Regions from separate parts of the Homo sapiens genome. Here all the other regions are linked to region 5. Evidence: chromatin contacts called from ENCODE Hi-C or POLR2A ChIA-PET data. All regions are on one chromosome and are shown on one strand. Each heading gives the region's core, a stretch centred on a gene start or an enhancer-like site at or near the end of the contact. The rest is flanking DNA. Distances are from core to core; before and after follow the strand shown. Region 1 holds the start of POMGNT2 (protein O-linked mannose N-acetylglucosaminyltransferase 2 (beta 1,4-)). Region 2 overlaps KLHL40 (kelch like family member 40). Region 3 holds the start of LIMD1 (LIM domain containing 1). Region 4 holds the start of SACM1L (SAC1 like phosphatidylinositide phosphatase). Region 5 holds the start of TCAIM (T cell activation inhibitor, mitochondrial). Region 6 holds the start of SEC22C (SEC22 homolog C, vesicle trafficking protein).

Region 1 (3,758 bases), core at 100-2,599, 1.2 Mb before region 5:
CTTTCTGTCGTTAGTCACCACGACTGCTGATATTTGCCACACACTTACTGTTAGACATACTGGGCTGAGGACTTGCCTGGCACTATTTCATCCCCACTGCAACCCCGTGATAAAGGCACTGTACTTTCATCTCCACTTCACAGAGAAAGAAACAGAGGCTAAGAGAGGATAAGTGACTTGCTTAAACGCACACCGCTAGTAGCCGAGAACCAAGATTTGAAGGCGGGGCACATATTGTAGTAAACATTTGGTGAATGAAACCTCCTCTGTCTATGCTCTTAGCTACTAAGTCCTATCAAGCTCGCCCCATAACCCTGAAGTCATCCTTTTCCACGCGGAGCCTTGCTTCTCCCAAGAGTACGCTCTAAGTGTTGGCTGGCAATAAAGTAGGCAGACACTGGTCGCCCTGCACCTGGTGCAAGACTCTGGCCTGACGGTCACATACTTTAGCAGAGAGTTCCCATCAGTGAGCTGGAGACGGGTTCCTAAACACACACATGGAGTCAGGAGTTCACTGGGTTCCTTCTTCAGAGGCTACTCTGGCACTGCCAAGCAGGCCGTGGCAAGCTCTTACCACCGGACACACATGGTAGGTGCCCTACTGGCCCCCAAAGCGCCCAGGAATCAGCTGCAGGCCTGCCGGGGTTCTGCCTTCAAAGGCAGTTGGGGAGGCCCAGGCCCGCTCCGCGCACCTCGCGTGGCTCCCCACCACCCCCGCCAAATGTGCACCACCCATCACCTCCCAAAGCAAAAGGGCCTGAGGACCCGACGCCAGTGCCTGCCACGAGCTGAGGGCTCGAACTGGCAAGCCCCAGGGCGTTGCCCAGGTCCCCGGCCCCCGGCCCCCGACCCCCAATCCCCGGCCCCCGACCCTGAGGGTCCACCCCCGCCCCGCCCACCTCCCGCGCCTCCCTCAGCTCGCTTCACACGTCACCCCTCAGTTCTGCAAACTCTCCTGGATCCCGAAGGCGTCCTAGAACCTCCCCCTCACCCCGGGGCCCAGCACCGCGTCGTCCCCTCCAGGGGGCCGAGGGTTCGACACCTCCACTTCAAGTCCCAGGCGGGTGTCGGAGTCCGCTCCAGCCCCAAGCGCGCGCGCGTCTTACCTGAAGCCTGGACTCCGCGGGACGAAGCCACCTCCGCCGACGCGTCCAGGAGGCCCCACGGCGGCGCCGCTTTCCCACCCCGCCGCCGCCCCCAGCGCCAGCTTCTGGCCCAGGAGGCCCAGAAGGCCCAGGCAGCCAGCACAGGTTTGGCCGCGCCGCCGGGTTCGCAGCGACCGCCACCTCCAGGCTCGCAGGTGTCCGCCGTGCGCCTGCCCGGCGGGCGAGCCCGGCGCGGAGCCTGTGCGCCTGCGCAGAGCCGCGAGTTCGGTTGCCCTGGCCCCGGCCACAACCTTGGCTCGCGGAATCCTGGGAGGTGTAGTTTTGCGTACGAGGACAGCCCGCGCCGCCACCAGCCTGCGGAATGTTGGGAGTGATAATTTGCGCCGAGAGGCTGAGTTTTACTTAGTGTTAGGATTACACAGTTATGGCAGTTCTGATAATAAATTTAAATGCAAGTTTAACCAACAACCAAATGTCATTGTAAAGTCAAGGTAATTAATACGTTTACATGCTTTTAAAAATTGTAATGCTACAGAGAACTTACAAAAGCACCAGTCCTCTGCGGCACCATTCCATTAACCAGCTGTCACCTTATCCCACCGTCCAGTCCTGGCTGTCCAGTCCTCAAGGGCAGCTACTTATGGCTGTGGCATCTGGCATTCCCGCGGATTCTCCGAATATACATATGCCCCTATTTCTTGAGTTATGAATTTTAGATCTTTTGACTTCTTTTTTAGATCTCTTGACTTTTTTTGAACTTAAGTCATCTAGAGATGCACCTACCACCACCAACTCCACCTCCATAGAGTTATAAGATTTCTACCTATCAAATTGGGAAAGCCCTGACTTTAATTTATGATTATTTTAAATTAGCCCAAATGTTAAGGTATTAAGTTGGTAAATTTTTGCAGGGCAATTTGTCAATACAGCCAAAAACCTTTAAAAACATGTAGTCAAAAGCCTCTAACCAAGAAATTCTAATAATTGTGGATGACTGCAAAGGCTGAATAGTGTTGTTTAGATGATAATAAACTGAAAGGCTGAAGTGGTGATATTACTTTCAGAGAGAGTAGAATTGACAGCAAGGAAAATTACCAAGAATAAAAAAGGGATAATTATATAATGATAAAAGGTTCAATTCACCAAGAAGACATAATTCTAAATGTGGATACACCTAACGACATAGCCTTAACATAAATAAATCAAATGATAGAACCATAATTAGAAATAGACAACTCTGCAACTGTAATTGGAAACTTCAGCATCCCTCTCTCAACAACTGATAGAACACTAGACAGAAAGTCAGCAAGGATATAGAAAAGATCAACACTAATACCATCCTAATCTAATTGATATTTACATAATACTTCACCCACCAACAGAATACACATTCTTTTCAAGCAACCTTGGTATATATATTAAGATAAACTGTATCCTGGATCATAAGTTTTTAAATATACAGAAGACATTAATATATATTTTACCAAAGTAGTTATACAGATGGCAAATAAGGACAGATGTTCATCACTAGCCATAAAGGAAATGCAAATTAAGACTATGCTGAGATATCACCATACACCTATTTAAAACAGCTTAAAAAGGCAGGGCGCGGTGGCTCATGCCTGTAATGCCAGCACTTTGGGAGGCCATGGCTGGCGAATCACGAGGTCAGGAGTTCAAGACCAGCCTGGCCAACATGGTGAAACCTCGTCTCTACTAAAAATACAAAAATTAGCTGGATGTGTTGGTGCGCGTCTGTAAACCCGGCTACTCAGGAGGCTGAGGCAGGGGAGAATCACTTGAACCCAGGAGGCGGAGGTTGCAGTGAACCGAGATCGCGCCACTGCACTCCAGTCTGGGCTACAGAGCAAGACTCCATCTCAAAAACAAACAAACAACAACAACAACTACAAAACAGCTTAAAAAATAAAATAGCAAATGCTGGTGAGTATGCACAGAACTGGATCTCTCATATATTACTCACAGATGGGTATATCATGGTAGTTTCTTTTAAAAAACTAAACATATGCTTCCCATATGACTCATCAATCACACTCCTGAGCATCTATTCCAGAGAAATGGAAACTTATGTTAACACACAAACTTGTACACAATTGTTCCTACTTTCTTTATTTGTAATTGTCAAAAACTGTCAACAAACAAAATGCCCCTCGATAGGTGAATGGTTAAATAAACTGTGATTACATCTATATAAAGAATATCATTCAACAATAGAAAGGCACAATTGACACATGCCACAACTTGGGCATTATGCTGGGTGAAAAAAAGTCAGTCTCAAAAGGTTACATACTCTGGTTGCCATTTGTATAACATTCTTGAAATGACAAAACTATAGAGATGGAGAAAATATTAGTGGTTGTCAGAGGTTGAAGACAGGGTGTAGGTGTGAATATATAAGGGTAACAGAAGGGAAGCCTTTGTACTGATGAAATAGTTCTTTGTCTTGATTGTGGTAGTGGTTACACAAATCTACACATGTGATAAAATGACTAAAACTACACACAAACTTTCTATCAAGGTTAAATTCCTGATTTTTATATTGTATTATAATTACGTACAATGTAACCATTGGGGGAAACTGGATGAAGAGATTCCTCTCTGTACTATCTTATTATAGATTTTCACAAATCT
Region 2 (3,863 bases), core at 48-2,547, 1.6 Mb before region 5:
GGCTGAAAGCCTGTAAGTCTGCATTTCTAACGCACCCCCAGGAGATGCTGACGCTGCTGGGCCATGAACCACACTTTGAGTAGCAAGAGTCTAGGAGGTGGGAGAAACAGGGCTTAGCTATTGATTGGATGTGGGGGTGAGAGGGGGAGAAGTACATGCTTCTGAGTGAGGGTGGGAGGCCATTTACTGGATAATCATTGGGATTGGGTAGGGAAAGTGAGGGTCCAGTTAGGACATGTGGACTTGAAGTACCTGGGGGTGTCCAAAAGGACCCCACCCGGGAGAGAGAGGGCTGAGCTGGAGGGAGAGATCTGGGGGTCAGTAGCACACGGAGGGGCCAAGCTCCCTCAGGAGAGAGAGTGTAAATGGGAGGAGCTGAGGTCCAAGCCCTGATGGTGGAGGCAGCTGCATTATCCAGGAAGGAGGCCACGAAGGTGAGGCCGAAGAGATGGGTGAGGAAAGTCACGTCAGCAGGGCTGTGTGCTGTAGGACCTCAGTGCGTGTGCAGTGACTGTGGACCTCAGGAAGGTCAGTTTTGGAGGATGGGACTAAGGCCCAAGGCAGGAGCCAGGGTAGCGAAGATACATTGAGAACAACTGGGCTGTGAAGGGAGAAGAAGGATAGAGCAGGTGTGCAAGGTGGGTGGGGCTGCAGGGGCCGCTGAGGGGCAAAAGGACTGCGTCCAGGGCAAGGCTGGGGGCCTGCTAGGGGCTGGGGTTGTGAGTTGGAGGGTGGAGTTAGTTCAGGAGAGGAGTAGGGGCAGTGGGGAGATCCATGGTGGACTTTGCTGGACAGGTTGGATAGAATGGCAAGAGGACAAGGAAAGGAAAGTGGAGGAGCAAGAGAATGGGGAAGGAAGGGAAGACCAGAGGGACAGGGAAGGGGAATGGGGTTGGGGGCATGGGTGCCTGGGACTTGGATTGCAAAGGGTTGCAGTTGGAGCTGTGGGTGCTGGGTGGCAGGGACAGTCACTGGGCTTGCCGAGGCATCCCAATGATGCACCTTCTCACACACCCCCAGGTGGGCACCCTTCGAGGCCTTCCCACAGGAGCGTAGCTCACTCAGCCTGGTCAGCCTGGTGGGTACCCTCTATGCCATTGGTGGCTTTGCCACACTGGAGACGGAGTCTGGAGAGCTGGTTCCCACAGAGCTCAATGACATCTGGAGGTGAGTCCCACCCTGGGGAGGCAAGGGGGCATCATGAGCAAGGCTGACACCCCATAGCACCATGGTGGGGTACCAAGGCACTGGGCAAGCTCCTCTGGGGGCAAAGCGGATCCCTCTTCTAGGGAGTCCTGTAGGGAGGAATAGCCAACATACCCTGCTTGGCCGTTTCTCACCAGTTTGTTGGGAAAGTCTGGGCTTGCACAGATGACACCATGCCCCACTGTGGAGCAGCAACAGTGTTGCAGATGGGAGCAGACCCAAGCTTAGGTCATAGACTCACAGAAACAGGGCCCAAATAGCAGCCGGATTTTCTTCTCTCCTGCCTTCCGGGTGCTTGGTCTGGAGGGAGGGCTGCCACTAGGGCTGGGAAACAGTTGGAGCCCTGGCCTTTCAGAACCATTGCTCTCTATGGCTGGTCCTTTGTGGGGGTGGGAGAAGGAAACTTTAGCCTCTGGGGCATCTCCTTCCTGAACCTGCAGCCATCTGCACTGCTGCAGGCAGCCCCTGGGGAGCAGTGCTGCCGGAGGCTGAGACGTGAGACTTAGTAGAAATGGAGCATGGAAATTCTCAAGGAGAGGACATTGATGGGGTGGTGTGGGCAGTGTAGACCTTCCTGGAGGGGAACTTTGAGGAATATGGGAACACCCCTTGAGAGGTGATCTTTCCTGGGGAGAAAGACCCTTCCTGGAGTGTGGGGTGGGTGTTCCTTGGGGTGGGTCTTGTGGGGGGTCTCCTTTCCCAGAGCCTGGGGATTTTCAGGAGCAGATCTCCCTAGAGATGGGCCAAGTGCCCTCAGCCACCCCTCTCTGCTGCGTTCCACTCTGGACTCAGCTGACCAAGCTCTCCATCCTTGTCCCCACTCTCTCTCATCCCCAGGTATAACGAGGAGGAGAAGAAATGGGAGGGTGTCCTGCGGGAGATCGCCTATGCAGCAGGTGCCACCTTCCTACCAGTGCGGCTCAATGTGCTGTGCCTGACTAAGATGTGACCAGCTCAGGCAGACTGAACTAAGCACCCCTCCCATCCTGCGACCCTCACTGGCCTGGCCTTGTGGGGGCTCCAGAAAAGAGGCTAGGAGAGGCCAGAGTCTACCTGGATCCAGTTATGGTGCCTCAGGGGCTGCGTCAGCCAAGGAAAGGGAAGTGCTGCTTAGTCCTGGACTTTTGGGCAAGGGTGAGAAACTAGAGGCTTCTCCAGTGTTGCCATATCCCCCTAGGTTGTCTTGATCCATGAACCAGAACCACAGGGCGGTATCCCAGGCCGTGTGCTGGCCCTGCCCCAGCCTAGCTGAGTGTGCTGGCAAAGTTCCCCACAGGACTCAGCCTTCTCGTCTGTCCGATGGGAGCATCCCCATCAAGTGCAGTGTACAGTGCAGATATGTCTCCTTCTTTAGGAAGAATAAAGTGCCTTCTGAGCAAGCAGCTCAGGGTCTGCATCAGTGCTCCAAGAGTCAGTGAGCAGGTGTGTTGAAGACTTGGGGCTTCAGTGTTCTGCTGTTGGGCTGCCAAGGTCGATGGTCTCTGCTCTCCATCTGGTGTCCCCTCCACCCTATGGGTGGGAACCCTCCCCTGCCTGAGGCCTAGAGCCTCCAGCTCCTCAGCCACTATGGACGTGGAGCCAGGGGACTGTGGGAAGAAGGGTCAGGGAACAGCCAAGCTGTTGTAGAAAAGTCTTTTATTCTATCGGTCAGGCCCCATCTGGCCCAAGAATAGCTGAGCAGAGCCCATCCCTCTACCCGCTCCCTCCTACTCCGGCTTCTCTTTGTCCTGCTTCTGCTCCTCCTCCAGTGCCAAGGTTCGCTCACGCTCCTTTACCAGCTGGACGCCACAGTAGGTGACAAACAGGATGGACAGCGTGGTCTGGGGGAACCCTGTGTGGGGAGGGAGTCATAGATGCTCAGGAGCAGCACTGCATCCTCAGCGACTTTTGTCTTCCCACCCCTCTCCCCGCTTGATGGGCCCTCCCTTCTGAGTCCCAGGGGTGATGAGGGAGATAGGAGGCATTTTGGAAGGTCACGGTCCTTGAGGCTGATGCCTGGCACCTTCTGTATCCCCACACCCCTGTCCCTCACCTGTGAGTAGCAGGCGCCGGGCAACCAGCTCTGTGAATTTGAGGCTGTTCAGGCTCACAAGGTTGTACATGATGATGGCCCAGAAGTTCATGGCTCCAAACAGGGCCCGGACCCTACGGGACATCTGCACTGACAGAGAGGCCTATCCGGTCCAGGAAAGCATGGGCAGCGGGACAAGAGGCCAAAGGAAAGAGGACATGGTGGGTCAGCAGCCTTACCCACCTGGCCAGTCAGGTCTTGGGGCTATGTCTGGGTCTCGGAGAGCCCCAGGTCAGCTCTCCCTCCTTGTTAAACATGGGGAAACAGGTCCAGAGAGAGGACAAGGCCTGACCAACATGGCAAGGCCCAGGTGCTCCATTCCTCATAGAAGGGAGGGAGGGGCAGATTCCTACAGAGTGAGCCATTGCTCTGACAACTAAGAGGGTGGTGGTGAGAAAGTTCTGGATTAGGGGCCAGGTGTTTGGACAACTCCAGAAAGCAGCAGTGCCCCCCCGCCCTCTATGACCCAGCCAGTCCCAGCCCCAGGTCTTCCCTGCTCACCTCAATTCGTGCTAGGGGCCCCCACTCTGCCAGTTTTTGCATCCAGAGCTCAAAGTTGAGGCCAAAGCAGTTAAGGAATGACCAC
Region 3 (3,765 bases), core at 1,188-3,687, 1.3 Mb after region 5:
TTTTCAACAAGCTCCCTGGTGATATGGAGTCCATTAACCATACTTTGGGTTTACGGCAGCGGTCCTCAATCTTTTTGGCACCAGTTTCACAGAAGCCAATTTTTTCACAGACGGGATGAAACTGTTCCACCTCAGATCATCGGGCATTAGATTCTCATAAGGAGCGTGCAACCTACATTCCTCATGAGGGTAGTTCATAATAAGGTTTGTGCACCCCTCTGAGAATCTAATGCCACTGCTGATCTGACAGGATGTGAAGCTCAGGCGGTAATGCCAGTAATGGGGAGTGGCTGTAAATACAGATGAAGTTTCGCTGGCTTGCCTCCTCTCACCTCCTGCTGTGCCACTCAGTTCCTAACAGGCCACAGACCAGTACTGGTCAGTAGCCCAGGGGTTGGGGACCCCTGGTTTACAGAATATAAAGCACATTCATATATATTATCTTATTTGTTCTCTGTCACAACTCTGGCAGATAGGGGTTCACTAATTCACTTATTCGACCATTAGGTACTACTATTAATATATACCAGGCACTTGGCATACAGATATGGTCAAATGGAGTGGGAAACCTACCACCCAACCAAACAAAAAAAAACGCATGTTAACCAACAAATAAATAATTATAAATAGTTATCAGAACTGAGCAGGAAGTAAAGAGGGTGCTGAAAAAGAACAACAGGAACCACTCTGAGGAGGCCTCTAAGAGGAGGTGACTTCAGCAGGGATGGGAAAGATGAGCCACTCAGTTTAGGGGCAAGCTCTGGGCAGACACCAGGAAGCTCCTGCAGCTAGAGTGCAGGGAGGGAGGGAAGATCCCTAGATCTGGCCCAGAAGGCTGCGGCAAGGGGCCGATTTCAATTTAATTCTGGGGTAAGCACTGAGGATTTAGGTAGAGAAGTGTCTGTTCTAGTATTTGCCTTAGGATCACGATGGCTGTAGTGTGGGAAATGAAACCTCTCCAGGATCGCCTGGGAACTGGTATAGGGAGTCCCGGGCCATGCGGGGGCGCCAAGGAGTCAGGCCTGGTGTCCCTGCAGCCGCGCGGATCCACTTGCAGATGGGTCCCTCTACGAATAACGAGCCTACTAGGGCACGTGCTTTTACTGCTGCACTGAGGACGTGAAATGCGCGCAGGCACAACGAGACTTTCTTCTTTTTCGCTCTTTCAGAGGGCCCGGGCTCCCATCTACGCTTTGCTGGTTACGTTGGCATGTTGGGCATTTCCCCCTCTCTGCCTCAGTCTCCCGACCTGTCAAAGAGGACGGTGGGCCAGCCATGGGTGACACGCCCGTGCGCCTCTCCAATAGTGCACCTCGGGCAAGCCGGGCGGCGGGCACAGCCTGGACGGTGCCGGCCTCGAGAGGCACAAAGGGCTGGCTTTCCACCGGGGAAACTGAGGCAGTGGAGCGAGGAGCGGCGTCCTCGAAAGTCCTCGCAAACTCCCAGCGCCTGTGTTGGGCCCATGCAGGCTACCCAGGCCGCCCGTCTCCGAGCGGAGGACCCCGCCCAGCGCTGCCAGGGGCGGGGCCGGGCTGAGGACCCGAGGCTGGAAGGGAGGTCGGAGCACCCAATTCGGTCCAGGACTCGCAGGGGGCGGCAGTGGCGGCGGCGAAGTCCCGTGCAGTCCCAGTGCTAGAGCGTGGGACGGACTTGTGGGGCACCCCTCGGTGTTCTCCAGCCAGGCCTGGGGGCAGGAGGCCCAGCCACGCTGCCGGGTGCAGGCCTGCCCCTGGGCGCCCGCCCGCGCGCCGTCCCCGCCCCTCGGCCGCCCCCTCCGCCCCGGCGCGGGCTCGGGACGTGCAGAGCCGGCGAGCGAGCAGCAGGGACTGCGCCTGGCGCACTCACTTCCGCGTCCCGCCGCCCTCCGGCCCGCGCGCGCCGATCCGCCGCCGCCATCGGACAATGGGCCGCCAGCCCCAGCTGCCGTGAACTTCCTGCCGCTGCTCGGCCGCCCGTGCGTCCCGGACGGCGTTCCTGCCAGGCGCCGGCCGGGATCGCAGCTCCGGGGAAGCAGCGGAGGACCCAGCGCCTGGAACGTACCTGCGCCTCAGCCGCCGCGCGTTTGCTCCGGCCCGACTCGCGGCCTCGGCGCCCTCCCGGCCGATTCAGCTTCACCCGGCCCAGTCGGCTGCTGCCTTGCTGTGAGTTTCCGTGTTTGGTTGCCTAAGGAGGATGTGATTTTACTTTTTTGCTGTTTTCTTTTTCCTTTTATAATTTGAAGAGGAGAAAAGAACTCCGCTGAGCAGGCCCGGGACGGCGAAGTGCCACCAGCTACCCCAACAAGGACGTCTCCAGGGGAAAGGGAGTTGGAAGCAAACTTGGTCCAGCTGGCGTTGAGGTCTCAACTTCGGCTGGACTCTTAAATCCTGGGGTCATGCCCTTCACGCTAGGCAGGTGGAAGTCTTTACTTGTACTGGGCCGGACTTGAGCCCCGACCCTTCGCCAGCATCTCCCCGCTGCCCTCAACACACACACACACACACACACACACACACACACACACACACACACACACACACACACACACACACGGCACCTGGGCTAGGCCCGGACACCTGTCTGCAGCATGGATAAGTATGACGACCTGGGCCTGGAGGCCAGTAAATTCATCGAGGACCTGAACATGTATGAGGCCTCTAAGGATGGGCTCTTCCGAGTGGACAAGGGTGCAGGCAACAACCCCGAGTTTGAGGAAACTCGCAGGGTGTTCGCCACCAAGATGGCCAAAATCCACCTCCAGCAGCAGCAGCAGCAGCTCCTGCAGGAGGAGACTCTGCCCAGGGGGAGTAGAGGCCCTGTCAATGGAGGGGGCCGCCTGGGCCCACAGGCCCGTTGGGAAGTTGTGGGCAGCAAGCTGACTGTGGATGGTGCTGCCAAGCCTCCTCTTGCTGCCTCGACAGGGGCACCTGGGGCAGTCACCACCCTCGCTGCTGGGCAGCCCCCGTACCCACCGCAGGAGCAGAGATCCAGGCCATACCTGCATGGCACGAGGCATGGCAGCCAGGACTGTGGTTCCAGGGAGAGCCTGGCGACTTCTGAGATGTCTGCTTTCCACCAGCCAGGCCCCTGTGAGGATCCTTCCTGCCTCACTCATGGAGACTATTATGACAACCTCTCCTTGGCAAGCCCAAAGTGGGGTGACAAACCAGGAGTGTCCCCCAGCATCGGCCTGAGTGTAGGGAGTGGGTGGCCTAGCTCCCCGGGGAGTGACCCACCACTGCCCAAACCCTGCGGGGACCATCCCCTAAATCACCGACAGCTCTCCCTGAGCTCCAGCAGGTCTTCTGAGGGTAGCCTCGGTGGTCAGAATAGTGGCATTGGTGGCCGCAGCAGCGAGAAGCCAACAGGCCTTTGGTCCACTGCCTCCTCCCAGCGGGTGAGCCCTGGCCTGCCTTCCCCAAACTTGGAGAACGGAGCACCAGCTGTGGGGCCTGTTCAGCCCAGGACCCCTTCTGTGTCAGCACCCTTGGCCCTGAGCTGCCCCAGGCAAGGAGGTCTTCCAAGATCAAACTCGGGGCTGGGGGGTGAGGTTTCAGGTGTGATGTCCAAACCCAATGTGGACCCCCAACCCTGGTTCCAGGATGGGCCCAAATCTTACCTTTCCAGTTCTGCCCCGTCATCCTCGCCAGCTGGTCTGGACGGTTCACAGCAGGGTGCGGTCCCTGGGCTGGGGCCGAAGCCTGGCTGCACAGACCTTGGCACTGGTCCCAAGCTCAGCCCCACCAGTCTTGTCCATCCAGTGATGTCCACCCTGCCTGAGTTATC
Region 4 (3,665 bases), core at 886-3,385, 1.4 Mb after region 5:
TAACAAAAGTCTTAAAAATGTCCATAAAATGGACCTTACAGATGTCCACCTGGTCGTTCCACCTCTAGAAATTTGTAAGACAAATAATTCGGCCGGGCACAGTGGCTCACATCTAACCCCAGCACTTTGGGAGGCTGAGGTGGGCGGATCACGAGATCAGTAGATCAAGACCATCCTTGCTAACACGGTGAAACCCCGTCTCTACTAAAAAATACAAAAAATTAGTCGGGCGTGGTGGCACACACCTGTAGTCCCAGTTACTTGGGAGGCTGAAGCAGGAGAATTGCTTGAACCCGGGAGGCAGAGACTGCAGTAAGCCGAGATCACGCCACTGCACTCCAGCCTGGGTGACAGAGCGAGACTCCGTCTCAAAATAATAATAATTCAACACAGGGTCTCATTCTGTTGCTCAGGCTGGAGTGCAGTGGCATGGTAACAGCTCACTGCAGCCTCAACCTCCTGGGCTGAGGTGATCCTCCCACCTCAGCCTCCTGAGTAGCTAGGACTATAGGTGCACACCACCACACCTGGCTAATTAAAATTTATTTATTTATTTAGTAAATAGAGATGAGGTCTTGCTATGTTGCCCAGGCTGGTCTCGAACTCCTAAGCAGCATCATTTTTTCTAGGTGTTAAACTGACAACCACCCAAATTCCCAGCATAAGGATTCTGCTTAAAATATCTAGCTCTCTGATGAAATATCTTCAAAGAATATTTAATGACCTTAAATCTCAGACAAAAAGGTAAGGAGACAAAATGAGGAACCCATTTCCGTACAACCCCAATTTGGAAAAACACATGTGCAAGTATGCCCATGTTAAAAAATATAGAAGAAAAAAAGGCTTTAAGGAAAAAAAAAATAATAGTAATGATTTAGGGTGGGAATCGCGTTAATATTCCCAATAATTTTATATATTTTAAAAATCTATAATTTTATCAGGGGAAAACGTTATGTTGCGGAAATTAATTGATCGATTGAGTGATTGGTTAACGGACAGTGTCCGATGACTCATATAATCCCCCGGTTCGAGTCCCTTTAGGCCGCAGACGTTTCGCGCCTTCTCGGGTGTCCAAGTCGCGCATCCATACAATGAGGGGTAATATACTAGATTACCTGAGGTCTTCTTACGGTAAAAACACCGGTGTCTTAAGGTTTCCCAGTGGAATTTGGGGGCCGGGTTGACTTCGGAGCTGGAGCTCGCAAAGGCCGGGGCTGCTGCAGATTCTGACGCTTTGTGGACCCCTACTACCGAGCGCAGCCGCACCGCAGGTTTTCTTCGCTGCTGGTTAGATCCAAAGCCCATCCCATCCTAGTAAACTGGGACAGCGCCGCTTCTCACATCACTATGGGGGCTTCTGCTCCGTGGCGGGGAAAGGCCAGAACTGCTGCCTTAAATACGCTTTTGCATCATCCGGTTGCTAACCTCCGGCCACAGCATTCCCCACTCCAAAATGCCACTTTTCCAGGTGTGTTTGCCTAAATTTACCCCATTTACAGACTTCTCAGGTGCATCATTGGGAACAGGGCGCTTTGCAGTTTGCAAACCACCTCAGACAACTCCAGGTTTAAAGGATAAAGGATGACATTGTGAGCAAAGCGGCATCAAAATTTCAGATATTTAACTTTCACATTCTAACCATACACCTTTCCAAGGTCTTGTAATACTTTCACATTGTGAATATACATCTTTACAAGACCCAGTAGTACATGGGTCAAGTGTGGCAAAACAGACATCGCGAGCCAGCCAGGAGTCGAACCTAGAATCTTCTGATCCGTAGTCAGACGCGTTATCCATTGCGCCACTGGCCCCGACTTGCTAAAGCCTTCTCCGTGATAGCTGATCACCCTTATACAGTTTGAACGGGCTTCCGGGTACCAACGATCCATTTTGCCCTTGCGCCGCGCTCCCGCTGCTCTGCCTTTCCCCAAAACGCGCCCCACCAATCCGCAGCGGCTTCGTCACGGCGCTCTTCGTCGCACTCCAACCCGCCGCGTCGGCGGCATCTCTCGCGTGCTCTTGCTTGCGCACTAATTTGTCCTCCACCGCCTCCCGTTCAGGCCGGCTCTCCTGCGGGGCGGGGAAAGGGGTGGGAAGAGGCTGGGAGCTGCGGCCGCTGTGCCAGGGTGACCGGTAGAGTTGTAGCCGAGGTGGCGGCGCGGGGCGGGGCGGGCGGAGAGAGAAGGAAGGAGGTGGTTGTGCAGGATGGCGACGGCGGCCTACGAGCAGCTGAAGCTGTGAGTCCCACGGGCCAGAGGCCTGAGGCGCGGCGGGCGGGGCGGCAGGTGCGGGCCCTGGCCTCGGGGAGGGCTTCTGAGTCCCGGATTGCAGATAGGGTGTGGGAGCTCCTCGCATTTACCGGTTTTCCTCAGCCGGCGCGGCCTCTCCTAGGCCTCGCCCGAGTAGCCATAGGCCGGGAACCAGCGGCTCGCCGGCCTTTCTCCACCGTGCTCGGCCCCAGCGCCCACGGCTGAAGAGAGAAGCTGCCGACTGGCCCCCACCGAGCCGGGGTCGGCGTTATGATGCGGCCCTTCAGGGCACGCTTGTCCCCACTTTCTATGCAGAGCTACCGACTAAATTTATCTGTATGACTTAACAGAGAAAAAGAGTTTTCTCTTACTTAACGGACCTACAGCAGCAATTTAGAGTCTACGCACAAATCAACAAATCTTTGTTTTGCTTACAGCCTATCTGGGTACCGAAGCCTGCCTGCCCCCTCTTCAGTGTGCAGAAAAAATTTAAAGTACAGTCAGTAGTCTTAAGGTCCTGAAGGAGTTTACTTTGGTTTAAATTTTAAACAGCTCCAGCCTAAAGCAGGTTCTTAAGTCAGTGTCGACAGCCAGAGGCTAATCTCGGTAATTTTGGTACTGCAAATTGACTTTTCGGTAAATCCAAGTTCTTGAGTCTTTGATACAGAGGCTGTGGTTGTTAAGAGTTATAAAATAGGTGTTTTTAAGGGTTTTGGTTTGTCTTGGATTAAAAACAACATGTGTTTATTTCCCTTAGTGTTACCCATTAGCATCCACACTTTTCTTGTCTGTGAATAATTTTGTTGTACTCACTTCGTGTTTAATGCTTTACCCCTAGGCTGTTTGAAAATCTGGTGGCCACAGCCTGGGAATATCTGGTAGGAGAAACAAATGTAATTTTTTAGAAGCTTATCTATCCCTGTATATGAGCTAAAATACCTTGGCAGTTAGGCATAGATACCGCATTTCTTTTGCAGGGAAATGACACCAAAATGTGGTTTGGGCACTTAAGCTCCTCAGACCTCAACCTCACTAGTAACTTTCTGAAAGGTTCAGTGGAAAGTTAGAGGTGCAAAATTCAGAGAGGTCATCTATTCCACATTGTATGTGTTGCAAAAAAGATGATTGCTTTTTCTACAGTGCACCCCCTGTGGGTGCCATTTCTGTTTACTGTAATGTTCTTTGAAAACCCTAGCTGCACACTTCCCTCCACATTTTCCTCTCCACCTTTCCCTATTTTCTCCCAGTTCCCCTTTGCAAAGTGCTCACCTCGTCTTTGGTGAAAGAGTTGAAGGAAGTGTCTTCCACTGCGTTTCTGGCCAGGCCACTGTCACATGTGCTCTGCTAGCTAATTAGGTTATTGTGTATCTGATAGGCACTGAAGGGTTTAATGTGATCCTACACCAGGTCTCAAAT
Region 5 (3,832 bases), core at 945-3,444:
CATAATCCAGGAATAGAATTAGAGGTGTTTGCCCTTGCTCTCGCCCTCACCCTCACCCTCGTTCTGCAGGATCCCCTTGTCAGGTAGGTTGGTGAGACTGTGGCTGTCATAGCCTAGAAGGAAGAGGTGGCCCCCCCTTCATGAGGGAGGGACACTCATTCTTCCAATTTGCAGTGAGGACAGGGTCCCAGGGATGGCTTGCAACCTGGAGGTTTGGGACATTCTCAACTTCAGTGTCCTTAAAGGCTGCTTTTAATAAAGTACAAAAGGGAGTTTGTGGGCCTTGCTCTAATTTTTGGAGTTTTTGTCTGATGTCTGGGGAAGCCTGACTTATAAAATGTATGGCCAGAAGGGATTGGCCCTCAGGGCTTTCAGGATCTAAATCTGTATATTTATGCATGGCCTCCATTAGTCTAGCTTGGAAAAGGGAAGGGTCCTTGGTCCTGAGTGATCTCTCATAATTTAGAAAAATTAACAGGTTTTATTTCATTCCTTCCAACAAACATGTTATAATCTTCTCTTCCCCTGTCTCTGTTTGGGCTGGCATTGGCAGCGTGGTATTGCCAATTGGGTTCTGTGTTGGGGACAGCTTCTGCCCTGGCTCTATTATTAGGATTGCCAACATGAGTTTCGTCTGCCCAAACTCGAGCTAAAGACCGTGATTTTTTCTTCGTGGGAACAGCAAATAGTTAATACCACAAATGTGTCTTGCCAGGTTAAATCAAAGGCAATAAAGCCCGAAATTCTTGAATGAACTTAGAGGGATCCTGGCTAAATGAACCCAACTTGGATTGAATTTGCCAAAGTTCAGACAATGGAAAAGGGACATGAACTCAAATTGTTCCCAAATCTCCGTTTGCCACCTTGTGGAGAGGCATAACACTTGGGGGATTTTCTGAGGACTTTGTACTAGTGGCATATGTAACTCCTGTGCAAGTATGTGAGGGTAATAAAGTATCTGGATGGTAGGGGACAGGGGTTGATTGGGGCATGGAGCAGATGGCAAGGGGTGCACAATGAGTTTTGACATGCGTGCATTACGGAGATGCATAGAAATTCTAGTTACTTTTAAATTTGGAGGGAAGAAGTCTGGTACCAGATGCTGGCTTTAGGTAACAGGGAAGTCTAGTTACCTCTAAATTCCTCAGGTAAGGAGTTTCTGCCTAAGGATGGTCGGCTTCATGGCCACCAGGTGATCTTTGCTTTCAATTCTATTGGCTTGATTTCATCTGTGGCAGTTTCTGGGGGGAATCAAAATTATAGGAACAAAATAAAACTAACAGTAAAACTTTCATGCTGACTGGGGAATGCTTAACGTTTAAAAATAGGTGCTGAAGGGTCCAAAGCAAACAACACAAGCCGGAAAAGAAATGTTTAAAAGTTAGCTATATTTATACAAGGAAAACCAAAAGAAATACTTAAATGAGACTTTTAAAATTCGAGGCTCTCCACTGAGACTTGTTCCCTGGCGCCAGCTCCGGGAGTTCCGCAGAGCCTCGCCCCCTGCCAGGGCGCCCGGGGCGAAGGACCGCACGGCGCATGCGCGCCTCCTCCAGCAGTCCCTTTCCCCTTCTTCCCCAAGATCCAGCGCGTGCTCGGTTGCCCTTCTCCGTTCCTTGCAGGCCCTTGGGTCAGGACCCACCACCTGCCGGACCATCATTTTCCGAGTCCCTCCGGCCTAGTCGGAGTGCTCGCTCGCGCCTCCTAAAGCTCTCAGCCGAGCGCGCCGAGACCCCTCAGGGCGGCCGGTAAGAAGGCGGAGGGGCGGGGGCTCAAAGCGCGCGGCGAAGGTGCAGCAGTTACCAGGGTGCTGACGTCAGCTAGAGGCAGGGCACCGCGGAAGGTTGAATCCACGCCCTGGCTGTGCGCAGGCGCCGTAGGGGGAAGGCCTGGCACGCTCCAGCCAACCAGGGCGTCACCTGCAGCTCGTCCCCCTGCCCGGGCTTGCCTCGAGCGCCCTGCCGCCGCCGGAGCGGGGAGGGTGTTGGGGGCAGGTGGAGCCGGGAGGGCCCAGCTGAGAATTCAGGGTTGGGGGCTCAGAGGGCACTGCGGCTAGGAGCCCGTCAAAGCCTGTCGCCCACCGGGGCGAGGGCAGGTGGGAGCGCCTGGCCGTGCGTCGCGCGCTGGTTGGCCAGCTGACGCCCCAGTGCGCATGCGCGTCCGAACAGCCCTGCGGGCGGAGCGACTGTCCTCCCTTCTGGTGTACTGGGTGGGAGGTGGAACTAGTCGGACAAAGCCCTCGCGTCGGACCCTTGCCAGAACTGTAAGGAGCAAGAGGGGAGGGGCTCCGGTGGTGCATTCATGCTCCTCTAGGGGGGAAGCGGGGTCGGAGGGGAGTGCTCAGAGCCACCTTAGCGCAAAGTGCTAACTTTTGAATTGAGGCAGTGCCAGGGGACGCAGTATCCGCATCGCATCTACATTTTAACTCGCTGTGAAATGAGAACGCAAAGACGATTTAGGTTTTATTGTTTCCGACTTATATTTTTCCGAGGTCTTTGATTTACGGGAAATTGTTACGTACTAAATCTCATATAGCGAGATTTAGAAAAGGAAGCTACAGAATCTAGGCTAATGTATCTAATAGCATTTCCTGCTTTTGCTCTTTTTCTTTGCCTTTTTCCCCTACTCTAAGAAGTTCATATTCAACTGAAAAGCCATGAAAATTACCGCTTTTGTCCCTCCTTGATATAACAAACTGCTTTCAGAAACCGTACAAGATAGTCACTAAGGGAAGTCACAGTTCAAATGAGAGTGGCATGATATTAATTTTGTTAAAATAAATTACTTTCAAATAAAAGTTGTGCCAAATGGTCAAAGCTCAATCCTGAGAGCTCTATTTGGCACACACTCGGTGTTAGTTGAAAGTAAGCAAAACAAAACCGTTTTTCGTGTACTCTTCCATAATTTGGATTTTTCACTGATTTAGGTATCTTTCCACCAAATTTGGTTTGAAACTGCACAGATTTAATGCCTCACTTAGAACAGATTTTAGGTAAAATTAGAAATTTTCACTTTATGAAACAGAAACTAATATCACTGTTAAGTAGATTAAAGTAGTCATTTACAATGGTTTGTAAATAAATTTTATCCTTCCCGGTCCTCTGCCCTCTTCCAGGAAAGGCACCATTTCCTTAGAGAAGACCTTCCTGAGCTCTCCCCGCCCCATTCCAAGTGTTGCGTCTGGGAGTTTCTCATATTCTGTGCATGTTTGTATTATTGCATTTACTGCGTTGTTTTATACTTATCTGCTTGTGTCTGTTTTTACACTCCCCCCTCCCTCTAAAAGTCTTTTGAGTATTAGAATTGTCTTAATAATTTTCTAGTCCCAATGCTTTACGCAGGACCTGGCCCATAAGTGGTGATGAATGGGTGAGTTAAAGACTCGGTATGCCTCCCAAGTGTGATAAGACAGTGCAACCTCTTCAGTTATTTTATAGCATTTTCCAAGTGGAAGTATAGTGGGCTAAGTGCAGTATGGACAGGAACCACCTATGTAAGAATTTATCTGAAGACGAGAAGCCTGCGGTTGATGTGGATGTCCCAGACTTTTGGAGCTAGTGTCTGAATGAGAGCACCCAACTCTACTCTGAAGCAATGTGTCTTCAGTCAGCTGATAGTAATTTGATTTTCTGTGTAGCTAGTCCTGAAAGAGGAAGAACATTAGATCTGAATCTTCTAGTTGTCTTAGCAGTTATAATCTCAAAGTAAATTTACAGATTGACATTCCAGTTATCAGGCCTTCTAATTTAGCTTCCCCAAGGCCCACGTATTTCTGTCTTGAAGTGATAAAATTGGGTTCTGTTCTTACAAGGTTGAAGACTAACCCAAGATC
Region 6 (4,001 bases), core at 1,207-3,706, 1.8 Mb before region 5:
AGGATCACTTGAGCTCAGGAGGTCAAGGCTGCGTGAGCTGCGACTGCATCACCGCACTCCAGCCTGGGCAACAAAGTGAGACCCTGTCTCAAAAAACAAAAAAAAAAAAAAGAAAAGAAAAAAGAAAAGAAAAGAAAATCAATTCCACAAGGACAAAGGCAGCTTCAGAATGTTCATACAAGAGACACTGGAATGTCTTCCAGATCTTACCAGATCCTTCCACAAGGCAGTGGATGTCATAACCTACCACCTTGCCTGGTACATATTAGGAAGCACTCAGTAAACACTGCTAAGTTAAATGAATGAATGACCTAAGGGCTGCCTTATTTTTGCTCACTGAAACAAGAAATGCAGGTTTACAGATCCCTTGCCATAGTTCTGATCTACAGTTTGAACACTTTTCCACAATAAATCTGTATTTGGAGAGAAAAAGAGAAAGGTTTATACAGATGAAATTTGTCTAAAAGTAGAGTGAAGTAGTAATCAAATACACAGCATCCGTGTTACTAGGTTTTATAAAAACATATTTTAATTTGCCTCCCTTATTTCCTAAATCTTCTTCCCAGCATCTGTTTATAAACTGCTCATGTCATAGATTATCTCTGTTCTATTAACAAAGACTTTATGCCTATGCTGCAGGCTACCCTTGATCCTGTTTTTTCTTCCACCTTTTACCCTTAACCCCTCCTCAAGCCCCTACCACATGCACTGAGAGAGAGAGAGGCTGAGAGAGACAGAAAGAAAGAGAAAAACAGAGAGAAAGAGAGAGATGACTGCACCTTGCAAAATAGGAATTTAGACAAAACAGGCTTCATTTGGCACACAAATATTCAAACACAAAGTGTTCACCATAAAGTATATACAGAATACAGAAGACTCAAATACACAATACAGAAGACAAAACTGAGTTGTGCCACCCTTACTGAATTCACCTTCAGCCACAGGACTTGAGAACTGGTTACCAAATCTGTAGATTCTATTAAGGCTCCAAGTTGCTTGGGGATGGAGTGAAGAGGAGGGTAGAGGTCAGTTTCGTCATTTGTTAGGAACTAAGAGGGGTAGGGAACTAAACTTGATAGGACCTTTTACACTGATAATGTTATTAAATGCTTGTAACTATAAGGTAGACATAATCTATACCGGATAGGTGGGAAAACTGCAGCTGTAAGGCTCAAGAGGTAAAGCTAGATTCAACCCAGACTTCCTTACTTCAAATATTCTAAAGCCTAGGATCTTTCCACCACATCCTTCTTCTACAAATCCAACTTTGGGAATTACAGCTACTCCCTTTCTCTAAAATAATTTCTTCTCCTTAGAGCACTAATAAGCTAATCAGAGACCTGTTGGTAGAGGAAGGAGCCTGAGATTACACTTGTTACAACTGCTCTTTATCCACTGTATTACCTTGAAGTCAGGTTGTCCTCTCTATGATCATGTTACTTTTTGAATTTAGTTGATTTCTAAGTTATTCTAAGAATAAAAAACACTGACTCCAAGATGGCTTCTGTTGCAAATGCAAACACTTAAATCAGAGCTATTAACATTGTCCAAAATGTACTTTCCAGAGGAAACACTATTTGTTTATTTAATTCTATCTGGCAACGTTAAACCATTTCCAGTTGCTTCCATTTTTCATTTTACTAAAATTATCTTTAGTGGGATCAACTCTTCTCTGCAAAATGTAATTAAATATTACCCTATATGTTGGTTCTGAGCTGTATTTTTTTCTGACCATGTCACAAATTTCACCAATTACTTTTCACACTGGCAATAGTCTTCCGTGGCTTTTATTTCTACAAACCTAATTTTTCCCCGAGTGCTTTATCCTTCTGGCTCTGGAGGTACATGTGTAAATCTGTAATGAACACAAAACCTGTAATGGAACGTCCTACACCTAGTGCTCTGAAAAGTTGGTTCAGTGTATCCAATATTTAAAGTCTAATAACACGGGCATGCTAAGGGAAGTTTGCTATTCAGATTAAACAATGCTCTGACGTGAGCTTCGTGAATGGTTAAAGAAACAATCGTCCCCTTTCTCACTCCCCATCTCTTCCAACTGGGAGAAGCCCTTGGCGCCCATCTGTCAGCCCAGGGTTCCTGCAGGCGCGTGCCTTGGGTGGCCCCGGGGTCCGGGAACAGGCTGACGGGAGAAAGGGGACAGAGGACTCCAAGAAGCCCAGTGAAGCCCCGTGGGGAGCCCCATGGTCAAGGCCGGGACTGAGGGCCGGGTGGGCCCTGGGCCGCCTCCACCTCTGGGCCCGCCCTGCGCCACACCCTAACCCGCCTGCTCTTGGCTAACGGGCCGCGGCACCCGCCTCCGCCCGCCAGCCCTCACCTCGCCCGGACGGCGGCCTTCGGAAGTCGGCGCCTGCCAGCTACCCGCCGCCTCCTCAGCAATCTTAGCCGACCGGGAGGGCTCGGCCCAGGTCACCGGCAGCCCAGGCGCAGGTAGGCCGTGGTGCGCGTGCGCGAGTCTTGAGCCACCCCACCTCCCCCCTACCCCGCATTCGCTGCTGCTAAGCGACACCCGCACCCAAACCGACCAATCCCGGCGCGCCTCCACAGCCCCCGTCCCGGCGAAGGCGCGAACGTAGTGGTTCTTAAAGGGCTGCGACCCAAACGGAGAGGGAGTGTGACGGGGGCGCGCGCCTCCCAACTTTCTTCCCACCTCCCGGCTCTCACCGCGGCGGTTTGAGATCCAAGCCTGTAATTCTCACGTCCGGAGGTGAGAAGGAGCCTTCGTGATCTAAGCTCGATTCCTGCCGGGGTAGCAACCGGACTGACGTCTGGAGGCGGGGAGGCTCCGCGTGACAGAGTGATAACGCCCGGGGCGTATGTTCTGCGGTCCGCGCGGCTGGGCGGGAGGCCCGAGATAGGCAAACCAAAGAGCACAACCTACTGCCAGCCTGGATGGGGCGCCAAAGTCCGACCCAGGGGGACACACCCCAAGCTGGGGACCGAGGCACCCACAGATGGATGACTGGCTGGAAGGAGATTAGGTAGGTAGCAGAGTCCGTCCATTTATTCATTTAGCAAGTATTGAGCACCTGCTATGTGCCAGGGGTTGTGGACAAAGCGAGGAATTCCTGACACGAAAAACTATGTTAAGAGAGGAGGCAGGGTGAGAGCACCCTTCAAACAATCAAACACCTGTATAAATACAAACTGCTCTTCAGGGAGGAGCAGGGGTTTTGGGAGAATTTACAGAAGCTTCTAGGCTGGTGTTGGGAATCACAGGAGGCTAACTAGGCAAAGGGGAGAGGAAGTGTGTTTCAGATGGAGAGATTAGCATGTATATAAGAACTCTGTGGAAGGCAGCAGAGCTCCTTTGAGGGATGAAAAGAAACCCAGAAAGGGGGAAATGGAAAGTTAGTGCTTAATAGGTACAGAATTTCAGCTGGAGAAGATGAAACAGTTCTGGAAATGGATAGTAGTGATGATCACACAACAATGTGAATGTACCAAATGCCACAGATCTGCACACTTAAAAATGGTTATGTACATTTTACCACAAAAAGAAAAGAAACTCAGAGTTTAGAGAATAAAGGAGTGGAGTGAGATCCACTAGAGCGAATAGAAGGGGCAGGACCATGTAGGATTTTATGGACCATAGTGGAAAGTTTAGGACCATAGAACACTGGTCAAAATTGCATTTTATAAAACTCACTTTGGCTGCTAAAGTGCAGATCAAAATGGAGAAGTCTCAACAGAGCTATGGTGGGACTGGCCTGGGAGCCAGTGCAGTCATCTGGGCAAGAGAGAATGGAGCTGGAGTGTGGACTAGGGTGAGAGTGAAGAAAAAGAGATCTAAGAAGGCTGCAGAGAAATGTAGGAGCAAAATCAATAGGACTTGGTGATGAGTTGGATGTGAAGGGGCGATGAAGCAGCTTCAAGGATGATGCCACTGTTCAGCCTTGGATAAATGGATGGATGGTGCAGGGATTCACAGATATGGAGAACACTGGAAGAGGAGATAAGATTGATCTTGAGCTCCATCTTAG

Evidence for each region. A loop is a pair of places that touch in the nucleus more often than their neighbours do. ChIA-PET counts read pairs that join two places held with the same protein, here RNA polymerase II (POLR2A). Pooled maps may share reads with other maps.
Region 1: a map of CD8-positive, alpha-beta T cell shows a loop between it and region 5 (23-fold over the local background). The contact joins the promoter of POMGNT2 here to the promoter of TCAIM in region 5. A Hi-C loop is called at or near these places in 2 of 168 maps with a recorded cell type or tissue (B cell and CD8-positive, alpha-beta T cell) and 6 of 50 pooled maps.
Region 2: a map of lower leg skin shows a loop between it and region 5 (17-fold over the local background). The contact joins the enhancer-like site here to the promoter of TCAIM in region 5. A Hi-C loop is called at or near these places in 1 of 168 maps with a recorded cell type or tissue (lower leg skin). POLR2A ChIA-PET finds 5 or more read pairs at or near these places in 1 of 52 experiments (K562).
Region 3: a map of naive thymus-derived CD4-positive, alpha-beta T cell shows a loop between it and region 5 (32-fold over the local background). The contact joins the promoter of LIMD1 here to the promoter of TCAIM in region 5. A Hi-C loop is called at or near these places in 1 of 168 maps with a recorded cell type or tissue (naive thymus-derived CD4-positive, alpha-beta T cell), 1 of 37 single-sample maps with no recorded cell type and 7 of 50 pooled maps.
Region 4: a loop to region 5 is called in a map of dorsolateral prefrontal cortex, with 15 times the contacts of the local background. The contact joins the promoter of SACM1L here to the promoter of TCAIM in region 5. A Hi-C loop is called at or near these places in 3 of 168 maps with a recorded cell type or tissue (CD8-positive, alpha-beta T cell, dorsolateral prefrontal cortex and naive thymus-derived CD4-positive, alpha-beta T cell), 1 of 37 single-sample maps with no recorded cell type and 17 of 50 pooled maps.
Region 6: a loop to region 5 is called in a pooled map, with 8 times the contacts of the local background. The contact joins the promoter of SEC22C here to the promoter of TCAIM in region 5. A Hi-C loop is called at or near these places in 2 of 37 single-sample maps with no recorded cell type and 9 of 50 pooled maps. POLR2A ChIA-PET finds 5 or more read pairs at or near these places in 1 of 52 experiments (K562).

Annotation. Positions count from the first base shown.
Region 1 is chr3:43,104,730-43,108,487 of GRCh38, forward strand. It overlaps POMGNT2 (protein O-linked mannose N-acetylglucosaminyltransferase 2 (beta 1,4-)), which reads right to left and starts at 1,350. Exons shown (of 2, transcript NM_032806.6): 1 at 1,107-1,350. RefSeq lists a silencer at 1,118-1,437.
Region 2 is chr3:42,689,839-42,693,701 of GRCh38, forward strand. KLHL40 (kelch like family member 40) reads left to right here. Exons shown (of 6, transcript NM_152393.4): 5 at 1,021-1,167; 6 at 2,044-2,706. The coding sequence ends at 2,155. HHATL (hedgehog acyltransferase like) reads right to left here. Exons shown (of 12, transcript NM_020707.4): 10 at 3,779-3,863; 11 at 3,239-3,380; 12 at 2,825-3,037. The coding sequence ends at 2,913. Among named protein-coding and RNA genes, the nearest start is that of KLHL40, 6.2 kb to the left of the region's middle. Within about 2 kb of position 1,298, at least 3 of the 41 ENCODE cell types and tissues checked have a DNase peak (open chromatin) inside an H3K27ac peak, as active enhancers do.
Region 3 is chr3:45,592,314-45,596,078 of GRCh38, forward strand. LIMD1 (LIM domain containing 1) reads left to right here and starts at 2,438. Exons shown (of 8, transcript NM_014240.3): 1 at 2,438-3,765. The coding sequence starts at 2,567. RefSeq lists silencers at 1,445-1,914, 1,925-2,054 and an enhancer at 2,145-2,314.
Region 4 is chr3:45,687,261-45,690,925 of GRCh38, forward strand. SACM1L (SAC1 like phosphatidylinositide phosphatase) reads left to right here and starts at 2,136. Exons shown (of 20, transcript NM_014016.5): 1 at 2,136-2,237. The coding sequence starts at 2,206. It overlaps LIMD1-AS1 (LIMD1 antisense RNA 1), which reads right to left and starts at 1,622. Exons shown (of 3, transcript NR_033947.1): 1 at 1,116-1,622. TRR-ACG2-1 (tRNA-Arg (anticodon ACG) 2-1) reads right to left here and starts at 1,811; the gene lies at 1,739-1,811. RefSeq lists enhancers at 938-1,007, 1,518-1,567, 1,828-2,117 and a silencer at 2,148-2,327.
Region 5 is chr3:44,336,572-44,340,403 of GRCh38, forward strand. TCAIM (T cell activation inhibitor, mitochondrial) reads left to right here and starts at 2,195. Exons shown (of 11, transcript NM_173826.4): 1 at 2,195-2,263. It overlaps LOC105377055 (a long non-coding RNA gene), which reads right to left and starts at 1,547. Exons shown (of 4, transcript XR_940782.4): 1 at 1,134-1,547. It also overlaps a transcript of TOPAZ1 not described here. RefSeq lists enhancers at 1,208-1,861, 1,546-1,715 and a silencer at 1,856-2,245.
Region 6 is chr3:42,579,511-42,583,511 of GRCh38, forward strand. It overlaps SEC22C (SEC22 homolog C, vesicle trafficking protein), which reads right to left and starts at 2,457. Exons shown (of 7, transcript NM_032970.4): 1 at 2,336-2,457. It also overlaps a transcript of SS18L2 not described here. RefSeq lists enhancers at 1,924-2,750, 2,743-2,872 and a silencer at 2,213-2,542.